3 separate regions of the Homo sapiens genome follow, and all the other regions are linked to region 2. A link is an interaction called in ENCODE POLR2A ChIA-PET data of the cell type or tissue named here. Cell type or tissue: OCI-LY7. All regions are shown on one strand. Region 1 has its middle 39 kb from the start of TNFRSF21. Region 2 overlaps TNFRSF21 (TNF receptor superfamily member 21). Region 3 overlaps CD2AP (CD2 associated protein).

Region 1 (4,000 bases), 96 kb before region 2:
AAAAAGTCTGAAAATCATCTTCAGAAAAAGCTGCTTTAGGTAAAACAAAATCAAATGAATTTTTTTTATCCCCAGAGAAGCTACACTCATTTGTCTGTATGTCTTTTAAAATGGACCCCAGAAAGGGGGACTCAGATCTTTGTTTTGCCCTCCACAAGTATAGTAGTGATCTACCCTCCCCTTATTCTGATGCCAAAAAGGGAGGTGGACAGTTTAGTTTTCCTCATGATAAGTCTAAAGTTGGTAAGTTTTATCTTCTCCAAATAGCAAGGCAGCACTCACTTTTGGAAAGGATTCTCCTTTTCTAGTTCATTTAAACTCATAATTTCACATAGGCCTGTAATGATATGTCACACCACAAAAAATAGGTCAGTTTTATCTTACTACTACCAATCAGAAAGAAATATGGCTTAACTGGCAAGGGGGTGTTGATTGTGAAATCTAATATGAAAACTTTAAGTCACAGTGGATGATTTCATGGATATATAACCAGTTTGTTTCCCCACAATTCACTGGGAAAAGAGCTGCTTCCAATTTTTCTGGGTGCAGGAAGCTGAGTGTCCTGCTTGGTAGAAATGTACATTGAGTGCCCTTTCAGCTTCCATGTCGTAATGATCCCTAGGAAGCCAACCACTCAGCCAGCTTCAGATGTCCAAACTGCTGAGGCTCTTGGGCCAAAGGACTTTGCCATTTTCAACGTAATACAAATTTCTATGAAGAGCTTTAAAGCAGTTATATTCTGGCTATTATGTAGAGGTCATTGTTCTGCACATTTAAATCAATCTAGTTACATTTCAGTTTGTACAATTAATATCTGCCAAGCAGCAGCTATGAATAAAACACTATGGCAAACCCTTAAGAAAAGCTGTTCTCACAGAGGGAGGAACATAAGAGACCTGGGGAGCTTTTTTCTTCTTATTTTTAACAGCTTTGTTGAAGGTTAATTCACATATCATAAATTTGCCCACTTTAAGTTACAATTCGATGATTTTTTAGTAAGTTTACAGAATTATGTCTTGTCACAATTCAATTTTCGAACATCTCCATCATCCCAGGAGCTTTAAAAAATGCTAATGCCCAGGCCTCACCTCAGAACAATTAAGTCAAACATTTTGAGGGTGATTCAGGGAGCTTTCCAAGTGGTTACAGAATGCAGCACATATTGAGAAGGACTGCTGTAGAGGATACAAACACGAGTGGTACCTAGTTCCTGCCCTTAGGAAATCTGTCATTTATGGGCATGGTTTCTCAACCTTGGCACTATTCACGTTTGGAACTGGACAATTCTTGTGAAGGGCTGTCCTGTGCATTGTGGAATGTTTAGAAGCATCCTTAGCCTCTAGCCACTGAATGCCAGTAACACCTCCCCCCACTGCCCTAAACTGTAACAAGAGGGAGGATGAAGAGGAGAAAGAGGAGGAGGAGAAGGAGAAAGAAATCTTGTGTGTGACCCAGTGTGGTATAGTGGCAAGATGGTGGTCTTTGAAGCAATAAAGGTTTTTACTGATATCCAGTTCCGCCATTGGCTGGTTTTACGATCTTAGACGATGTAGCTTTTTTTTTTTTTTTTTTTTTTTTAGATAGAGTCTCACTGTGTTATTCAGGCTGGAGTGTAGTGGTGCCATCTCGGCTCACTGCAACCTCTGCCTCCTGGGTTCAAGCGATTCTCCTGCTTTAACCTCCCAAGTAGCTGGGATTACAGGTGCACACCACCATGCCCAGCTAATTTTTGTATTTTTAGTAGAAACAGGGTTTCACCGTGTTGGCTTTTTGAGACAAGGTCTTGCTTTGTTGCACAGGCTGGAGTGCAATGGTGTAGTCACGGCTCACTGCTGCCTTGATATCCTGGGCTCAAGCGATCCTCCCACCTCAGCCTCTCACGTAGCTGGGACTACAGGTGTGCACCACCACACCCAGCTAATTAAAATGGTTTTTTTTTTTTCGGAGATGGGTCCTCACTGTGTTGCCCAGGCTGGTCTCAAACTCCTGATCTCAAATGATCCTCCCTCCTTGGCCTCTCCCAAAGTGCTGGGATTAGACGTGAGTCACCACACTCAGCCAAGGCAGTCAAATTTTATAAGCCTGTTTTCTCATAGTAATTATTCAACACATGTTAATTTAGTGTTATCTGTAAAATGAAGATAATGATATTTAGCTTGTACCTTTGGCAGGGGGAATAGATAATGTGTGTTAAATATTAGCACACAGTATAATATACTGTGTATACAGGCGGACACTGGGCGTTTACTCTGTGCCAGGGTATTGTGGTAAATGCATTACACAATATCTCATTTCCTCCTCATAACAATCCAGTTAAATAGATACAATTATTATATCCATTTTACAGATGAGGAAACTGAGACTTAGAGAAGTTAAATAAACTTACCCAGGTCATGGAGCTTGGTAAAGAGATTCAAGAACTTTGCTATATGGTAATGCTTTTTAAACTTGCTCATCATAATGACCACCTGGTATATTGTTAACAGTGCACATCTCAGGATTCAGAAATTCTGGGATAAGATCACAAATCTGTGTTTTCTACAAACACCATAGATGATTCCTATGATTAGCCAAGTTTAGAGATGGTTGCTATGATGCTTCTCATCAATATTGAATAAATATTAAATAAAAAATAAGCTAACTAAAAATTTTGGTTTGGAGGATTAGGGAAATGTGTAGGTCTTGACAGAAATGAGAAAGACAAGGCTGCCAAAGGGAGGAATAACATGTACAAAGGTAAGAGGCTTAATGTGTGGGTTGTGCTTAGGAGTTTCAGTAACAAGAGCTCACATTTACTTTGCACTTCTTGGGACCAGGTACTATCCTAAGTATGTTACCTATATTATCTTACTTAATCTTCACATAAAATTTTGTGAGGTGGTACTGTTGTTTTCTCATTTACAGATGCAGAAACTGAAGGGCAAAAAGGGAAAGCAAGTTGTATAAGAGCACACAGCTAGCAAGAGGTCAGGCCAGGATTTGAAACTAGACAACCCAATGCCAGAACCTGCCCCTCCTAACCCAAATGCCACATAGAAATTCTGGGAGGAAATTCTGGAAAGGAAAACTTGGACCAAGCTTGTAATATTAGCTGTCTGCTCTGTTAGAGCAATTTCTATGGGCCAGCTTCTCTGTGTGGATTGCATCCCACCCTCATAACAACCAAATTAAAGTACTGAAGTTCAGGGGTTGTATGGAACTTGGCCAACATAGCTACTCTGTCACAAGGATTAGATTGAAACCTTAGTCTGTCTTTACTGTTCAAATCCTTATTTTTCTATTATTTCACAATTGTCTTACTTCAAATTGTGAGGAACTTAAATACTGTAGCTTCATAATTACTTTAAAGATAATTTATTTCATGCTCATCTGTTCCGTAGTGGGCAGATCTATATAAATCTACCCCCAAAGCCTGAGGAAGCTGAGAGGTTGAAGAAAGAGGCTGAGAAGTGTTGTTTCTTAGAAAGAAACATTTAGTAGGGACTTACAAACAGAAGCCATGTCTGAGGGCAAGGCAAGATGGTGGATCCCAGCACCATCACCTCCTCCAGACCCAGGGCTTATATACCACAGGGAAAGACTATGTAGGGCAACTGAAGTTGACCTGCTAGGGAAGGGCAAGAATACTATGTCTTGGCATAGAATTTGACTAGGGGCAGGATTTATAGTCAAGGTCATTTTGACCTATGGGCAGGATTTTTGGCAAGTACATGCTCTTACCCAAGGAGCGGTAGATAAAATAGAAACCTTACAGGCATTCCCAGAACTGAGGTTAATCAGAAGTCAACATGTGGATTAGCATCCAAGATGGAGTCACTTCAGCCTCCACACCATCATTCATTGAATGAATAGTCATGTAGTCCACACATTGGGCTAAAGATACAGAACTACAGAAAACAAAGGTGTGGTCATGTCCTGGTGGGGGTCACAGCCTTGTGTGGAGACAGACACATAAACAATTAATTCTAATAGTAGGAGAGTGTAAAAAGCACTCTATCTA
Region 2 (4,000 bases):
CTGGGCACACTGTTAGTTGATATAAAGGACACCATTCCCAGAATTTGAAAACCTTTTACCTAGACAGTTCTGGGTAAAGTCCATTACAGTTTTAATTTGCAGCTTCCCTTTTTCTAAATGTCATGAAGTCACCATGTTTTTAGATGGGAGCCTCTAACTTACTTGGTTACTATTGTATTTAGTACAGTAGTCCTCCCTTATCCACAGTTTAGCTTTCCAAGGTTTCAGTTGCCTGTGGTCCACTGTGGTCCGAAAATACTAAATGGGAAATTCCAGAAATAAACAATTCATAAGTTTTAGATTATGCACTATTCTGAGTAATGCGATCAAATCTCACATTCCCGTACCATCCTGCTCTGTCCTGCTGGGGAAGGGAATCATCCCTTTGTCCACCATATCCATGCTGGAGACCTCACCTGCCTGTGAGTCACTTAGTAGCCGTCTAGGTTATCAGATTGACTGTCTCAGTACTGGTACCACAGTGCCTGTGTTCAAGTCACCCTTATTTTACTTAATATTGGCCCAAAGCTCGAGAGGAGTGATGCTGATAATTTGGATATGCCAGCGGCCATAAAGTGCTTCCTTTAAGTGAAAACATGAAAGTTCCCCACTTAATAAGAAAAGTCAATTGTATGCTGAGGTTGCTAAGATCTACAAGAAGAAGGAATCTTCTATCCATACATTGTGAAGAAGGAAAAAGAAATTCATGCGTAGTATGTATAGGGCTCTGTACCATCCATGGCTTCAAGGCATCCACTGGGGATCTTGGAACTTATCCACCCCTCTCCTTCAACAAGGGTGTATTACTATAGTAACAGAGGAATCACCGTGAATACCTTATTTGGGTTTGGCTTTCGAAACATCTTTTTGGGTCTGATTTATTATAATTCCATGATCATTCCTTCTTCTGGTTCCACACTCAGGAAGTGAAATTTGTATGAGGGTACCAGCTAGTCCACAAGATGAGCTGCTTGTGCCAAGTGCTTAAGGGAGGCAATGCATTCCTTTGACATACAGCGATAGGAAAGCGTGCCTCTTCTAGTTCATTCATTAAAGCAGAGCTGCCTTATGTAAGAAGCTTCCCTTACAAGCCCTCATTTGTTTTTTATTTTTTCTCTGGTGTAGGTATCGATATCCTGAAGCTTGTAGCAGCCCAAGTGGGAAGCCAGTGGAAAGATATCTATCAGTTTCTTTGCAATGCCAGTGAGAGGGAGGTTGCTGCTTTCTCCAATGGGTACACAGCCGACCACGAGCGGGCCTACGCAGCTCTGCAGCACTGGACCATCCGGGGCCCCGAGGCCAGCCTCGCCCAGCTAATTAGCGCCCTGCGCCAGCACCGGAGAAACGATGTTGTGGAGAAGATTCGTGGGCTGATGGAAGACACCACCCAGGTAATGGAGCCCTTGTTGTGTGTCATTACCACCGACCTATTGCCCCTATGCTTCAAATTTTATCAGTTGTATGGGAACAAAGAAAAATAACATATTCGGTGGATAGGCACACACACACACACACGCATACGCCTGCACACACACACACACACCCTACCTTCTAGGACGGGGGTTCTCAGTGGCCGTCTATTAGAATCATCTAGAAAACTTTAAAAAAAAATACTGATGCTCAGACCCTACCTGCAGACCAGTCACATCAGAATCTCCAGGGGGCAGAGCGTGAATCGGTATTTGTAAAAGCTCTCTTTGTTACTCCATTTACAATCCATTTTGCATGACACACTTTGAACAAAACCAAGAAAAAATACTTTTTACTACACCGCCTCTCCTCCAGAGGGTGTTTTTGTGATGTGGCTTATGAAGGCAGCATTCTTGCCTCCTGAGGATGCAGGTGGTGCTAGCGGCAGTTGATGACAGAACTGATTCTCCTCCTTGGGTTGTTCCGTGGAGCACATCAGATGGGAACTGAGGGGACCCAGGAGTGTGATTTCTTTATAGCTAATAAGCCCTGGCTTTGGAGCCAGACAGCGCTGGATTTGAATCCTGGCTCTGGTACATATTAGCTTAGGTGATGAAGGGTAAGTTACTTCAACTTTCCTTGCCTCTGTTATTCACATTTTCAAGTCTGCTATATAAGATTAAGATGAGAAATAAAGCATATAAAATGCCTGACTCATTGAAAGTGTTCTACAAGTGGTAGTTACGACCATGATGTAACTCATTTTACTTAGCCTTTCTTTAATTGTATGTACTTCCCTGAAAGGCCATGAATAAAGTTCAGATTTGGATATTGAATCATATTTTCCACAGACTTCAATTCAGGTTTCAGAACATATTCCCAAAGTAAAGAAAATGCTGCCACTAAGACTAGATAAAACCCACTTAAGATTTAAAGGGCCGGTCTGTGTTATTATTCCAGTGGTCCAAATTTGTTACCTAAAAGAGCTAGGTAGAGATTTTTTATGACATCAATTCAGTTTACTATCATTCTATATCACATTTTGTGTATCAAAGTATTTCATTTTGCATACTTTATACTTACGTTTAAGTATACTTTATGTACTTAAGAAGTCCAAATGCTTTTATCTTTTTATACTGATAGCGCAGTAATTCTTGACAATTGATGTAATCATTTATCAGGTGAATCTTTTATCCAAGTAACTGGATAATAACAATTTATAGGTGCTAATTGACTTTGAAGGTGGTCTTTTAAAGCTCTGGCATATTTTTAACTTCTTTGAAGTGTGGAATTTCAGAAAAAAATACTTATTAATAGACCCAAGTGATAAACATTCAGAGGCATACACCAGTGTCTTATGACTTTCTAAGAAATAATTTAGGTGTGAAATATTATTCACAAGTAAAACTAGGCTTTAAGTAGCTGGATTTGGGGGAAAGTGAGGGAGATGTTAACCCTCCAATTAAGTAAAATGGCGGCAGTTTGAATACAGGGAGTTTAGAGGCAAAGCATTGCCACGCATTCTTAGAGACTGGCTTTAAGGAGAGAGCTGGAAGACAAGCCTAAGGCTCAAAGAAGGATTTAGATACGTGAGAATAAGTCGCCTAATGTCCTTGATGATGCCTAAAAGAAAGATAACATATGACTGATGCAAGGTTAGGATTTGGTTAACCCAAACCTGTGGTGGGCCCATGGAAAAATAAGAAGGTGAGAGTGCATGTCAAAAAGAGTGATTCATAATAAAATCATTAGGTCAACGAATGAGAGAACAAAGCAGCTTCTTCCTAAGTGCCAAACTCTTGTACACCTTAATTATTTCCTTCCCCTTATCTCTTCTATAATACCAAAAGATTCTAATAGTAGCTATTTTTTGTTGTTTATTTTTTGAGAACAGTAATGTCAAAGCACTCTACAACTTTCTCGTTGGTTCTGCTATAGCCTTTGAGTTATGATGGAGGCTGAGAAGGCAATATTAAATTTTTGATTTCACATTTCAACAATATACATCAATGTCTAGCAGCGTTTTGGATCCAGCTCTAACTCTAATTTTAATAGCCAATGAACATGGATTTTTGGCTGCCAGTTCTTATTACAGGTTGAGTATCCTTTATCTGATATGCTTGGGACTGGAAGTGTTTTAGATTTTGGATTTTTTCAGACTTTGGAATATTTGCATATACATAATAAGATAGTTTGGGGATAGGTCCCAAATCTAAACATGAAATTCATTTATGTTTCACATATACCTTACATACATAGCCTGAAGGTAATTTTATACAAAATTAGAAAAAGTGTATGCATGAAGCAAAGTTTGTGTTAAGTACTCATGTGTGGAATTTTCCACTTGTGGCATTATGTTGGTGCTCAAAAAGTTTTGGATTTTGAATTTTTGGATTAGGGATGCTCAAGTGGTAATTGCACAGTATGTTACTCTCTGTCCATTGTTTATTTCTGAAATTTGTCCCATCTAACAAGTGAATCAGAAGGCAGGGGGCTTAATTGAGACTCCTTATTCTCATCCTGTGATGGGCTTGTACTCCCTGTGTATGGTGGTACTGCTGGGGATTTGGGGCTTTGCCCCAGGAGTTAT
Region 3 (4,000 bases), 360 kb before region 2:
GATAAGAGCCAAGGTTTTCCAACTGCAAGTCCCCAATTCTCTCTTGTTCTACAAACTGCTGACAAAAGAAATAGGGTAAGTAATCAGGCAGAATAAAAAACAGAAGGGAGTATGAAATACTTAAACAATGGGAAGAGTCTCTAAAAAAGGTAGGATACAACTTTCTCTGAGATATGCAGAAAGAATAATGCAAATGAACATAAACATTAGTGAAGGAGAAAAAGAAAGCTAAGAAAGATAAAGGAAATAGTCGAAATTGCCAATCACCAGTGGAGAATTAAGATAAACTCTTAAGTTTAAATGGGAGGCAGTGAATCTACAGCCATATGTCACCACTACCAGTCCTGTCCCTGAGCAAAGAAAGAATGAAAATAGCTTAACTGCACAGAAGAGAGAACTACAGGGATACCTCTTTTTATTGTACTTCGTTTTGCTGTGCTTCACAGATACTGCATTGTCTACAATCAAAGGCTTGTGGTAATCCTGTGCTGAGCAACTCTATTGATGCCATTTTTCCAACAATATGTGATCACTTTGTATCACTGTGTCACATTTTGACAATTTTCACAATATTTCAAATGTTTTCACTGTAATTATATATGTTAATGGTGATTTGTGACCAGTGATCTTTGATGTTAATATTGTAATTGTTCTGGCACCCATATAAAACAGCAAACTTAATTGATAAATGTCATGTGTGTTCTAACTGCTACACTGATCAGCCTTTCTTCTGACTCTCTCCCCCTCTACTTGGCCTTCCTTATTATCTGAGATAGAACACGCCTAATAATAAAATTAGGCCAATTAATAACCCAAAAATGGTCTCTAAGTGTTCAAGTGAAAGAAATAATCACATCCCTCTCACATTAAATAAAAAGTTACAAATGACTAAGCTCAGAGAGGAAGGCAATGTTGAAAGCCACAGCAGGTCAAGAGATTGGCCTTTTGCCCCAAACAGCCAAGTTTTGATTGCAAAGGAAAAGTTCTTGAAGAAAATTAAAAGTGCTACTGCAGTGAACATATGAATAATAAGAAAACTTAACAGCCTTATTGTTGATATGAAGGAAAGTTTGAGTGGTCTAGATAGCAGATCTAACCAACTGTAACATTTCCTTAAGCCAAAGCCTAATCCAGAGTGAGGCCCTAACTCTCTTCAATTCTTTGAAGGCCCAACAGAGGTGACGAAGCAGCAGAGGAAAAGTATGAAGGTAGCAGAGGCTGGTTCATGTGGTTTAAGAAGCCATCTCCATGACATAAAAGTGGAAGGTAAAGCAAGTGCTAATGTAGAAGCTGCAGCAAGTTATCCAGAAGATCTAGCTAAGACGGGAGTTGGCTACAGGAAACAAATTTTCAAAGGAGGTAAAACAGCCTTCTATTGAAAGAAGATATCATCTAGGACTTCCATAACTAGAGAGAAGTCAATCCCTGGCTTCAAAGCTTCAAAGGACAGGCTGACTCTTGTTAGGTGAATGCAGCTGGTGGCTTTAATGGAAACCATCACTTATTTATCATTCTGAAAATCCTTGGCCCTTAAGAATTATGATAAATCTACTCTGCCTATGCTCTACAAATGGAACAACAAAGCCTGGATAACAGCACATCTGTTTACAGCATGATTTACTGAATATTTTAAGCCCACAGTGGAGACCTACTGCTCAGGAAAAAAAAAAAAGGATTATTTTTAAAATATGAACGCTCACTGACCATGCCCTTAGTCACCCAAGAACTCTGATGGAAATGAACAAGGAGATTAATGTTACTTTCAGGTCTGCTAACACAACATCCATTCTGTAGCCCATGAATCAAGGAGACATTTAGACTTTCAATTCTTATTATTTAAGATACACATTTTGGAAGGCTATAGCTGCCATAGATAGTGATTCCTCTGATAAATGTAGGCAAATAAACTGAAAACCATTTGGAAAAAATTCATCAGTTTAGATGCCATGAGGAACATTCACGATTCATAAGAGAAAGTCAAAATGTCAATATTTTGGAAGATGATTCCAACTCCCAGGGATGACTTTGAGGATTGAAGACTTCAGTGGAGAAAAGAACTGAAGATGTGGTAAAAACAGCAAGACAATGAGAATTAAAAGTGGATCGAACTTGAACAGATGAGGAGTTGCTTCTTTTGGATCAGCAAAGAAAGTAGCTTTGTGAGGTGGAATCTACTGTTGGTGAAGATCCTGTGAATATTGTGGAAATAACAAAGGATTTACAAAATATAAACTTAGTTGATAAAGCAGAGGCAGGGTTTAAGAGGACTGACTCCAATTTCAAAAGAATACCCTTGCCACTAATTAATTCCACTAATATCCGTCCCACCCTCTGGTATCCATCCTTCTGTTCTCTATCTCTATGAGTTCAATCGTTTCAATTTTTTTTAGCTCCCACAAATAAGTGGGAACATGCAGTTTCTCTTTCTGTGCCTGGCTTAACATAATGACCTCCAGTTCCATCCATGTTGTTGCAAATGACAGGATCTCATTCTTTTTTTGTGACTGAATAGTAGTCCATTGTGTGTATGTCCAACTGAAGTAGTATAGCATAATTTGTACAGGAACCGATTACCCAGTTGGGTTGGGAAAAACATGTCCAGTTTATGCTCACTAAACTCTCAATGCTGGAAGAAATTAATTACCTCTAGATTACTTCTCATTGTCTTCTCTTCTTCCAAATCTTTTCGCAGTTTTTCCAGTTCTTTCCTAAAAACAAAGTACTTATTACTGTTAAGTCTTTCGATTAAATAATTTATTTGACTAATGTTTACAGGCTTTTTGTTACCTAACCTACCAGTTCATGGGAAAAACTTTTTAAGGGCAATAGCAATGTTAATTAAGAAAAATGTAAGATTCTCTAGTTAGAATGGTTCAATATAACAGTTAAAAATTCAGCAAAACCAAGACAAATCTGAGATCAAGAAATCAAGCAAATTCAGAGCAGCTCACGAAGACAGAAATAATATCTAACCTTTAGAAGAAATTTTCTATATTCGGCTATCATACATTTTCCAGGTTGGAAAACTGAAAGCCCAAGCAATTTGGTAAAATGAATATCAACACATCACAATACAAGGCAAGTTAACAGTTTATCTGGTAACATAACCTAGACTTTGAATTTCTTTCTCTATTTTTAAAAATTAAATAACACATTAAAATCCAAAAACCAAACAAATTAAAAACTCTAGCCAATAGTCTCTCCTCAACTCATCTTTTCACCTTCCCGTGTTCCCTTCTAATCTTTCTATATAGTTGTCCTTTTTTCTATAGCTTTAAGTGAATATTCAATATTATGTCTTTTCACAAATTTTAAACCATTTTCATGCTGCTAAAATTTTCATATTTATAATTGTGATTTGGTATTCAAATATCGAGGTTTTTTGTTTGGCTGATTCATTATTCTGGGGACAGAAGGAGTGGAAGGAATCGAGGAATGAGACAGAAGGAATGGGAGGAATATGTTAGTATATCAAATTTCTAAATCAAAAGTATGGACATTTTCAGTCTCAACAAATACTTGAAAAATTCTTGAGAATACTGTAGAAATAACAGCTTGAAAAAGTAAAAAAGAAAAAATTCATGAAGAAAAAATACATAAGGAAGGAATTTTAAAATTATTTATATAATGTTTCAAAACTAACTTCTTGGCAATAATTTCTTAGTGATAACTAAGCTATAAAGATCTACTATTATAAGAGTAAAGCGAAAACCTCTGAACTCCAAGTAAAGAAATAAAATATTACCAGTACCTTGGATATCCCAAAAAGCGACCCTCTTTCCTTAATCCTATTCCCCCCCTCTTCCATAGAAAAAGTTTTATAGTATTTATTATTATTTATTTGTTGTTCTAATTTTGCCACACGCAAATACATTCTTAAAATAATATATTTTCTGGTTTGGTATGCTTTTCAACTTTATACAAATGAAATACACTGATTGCGTGTATGCTTCTGACCTGCTCCCTCCTCTCAATGTTTAGATTAATTCATATTGATGTT

The links. ChIA-PET counts read pairs that join two places held together with the same protein. Peaks named below come from ENCODE experiments on the same cell type or tissue, not always from the same donor. Only the 100,000 strongest peaks of a DNase experiment are listed, where the experiment ranks them.
Region 1: POLR2A ChIA-PET joins it to region 2 with 7 read pairs; 2 of 35 experiments call an interaction of 5 or more read pairs at or near these places.
Region 3: POLR2A ChIA-PET joins it to region 2 with 7 read pairs; 2 of 35 experiments call an interaction of 5 or more read pairs at or near these places.

What each region holds. Positions count from the first base shown.
Region 1 is chr6:47,346,732-47,350,731 of GRCh38, reverse strand. No RefSeq gene overlaps it. Among named protein-coding and RNA genes, the nearest start is that of TNFRSF21, 39 kb to the right of the region's middle. In OCI-LY7, no CTCF peak of the experiment used is centred here; no DNase peak of the experiment used is centred here.
Region 2 is chr6:47,250,647-47,254,646 of GRCh38, reverse strand. It overlaps TNFRSF21 (TNF receptor superfamily member 21), which reads left to right. Exons shown (of 6, transcript NM_014452.5): 4 at 1,126-1,391. Among named protein-coding and RNA genes, the nearest start is that of TNFRSF21, 57 kb to the left of the region's middle. In OCI-LY7, CTCF peaks have their summits at 1,593 and 1,797; a DNase peak (open chromatin) is centred at 1,816; H3K4me3 peaks cover 118 bases; H3K27ac peaks cover 3,120 bases.
Region 3 is chr6:47,611,181-47,615,180 of GRCh38, reverse strand. CD2AP (CD2 associated protein) reads right to left here. Exons shown (of 18, transcript NM_012120.3): 17 at 2,645-2,708. Among named protein-coding and RNA genes, the nearest start is that of ADGRF4, 85 kb to the left of the region's middle. In OCI-LY7, no CTCF peak of the experiment used is centred here; no DNase peak of the experiment used is centred here.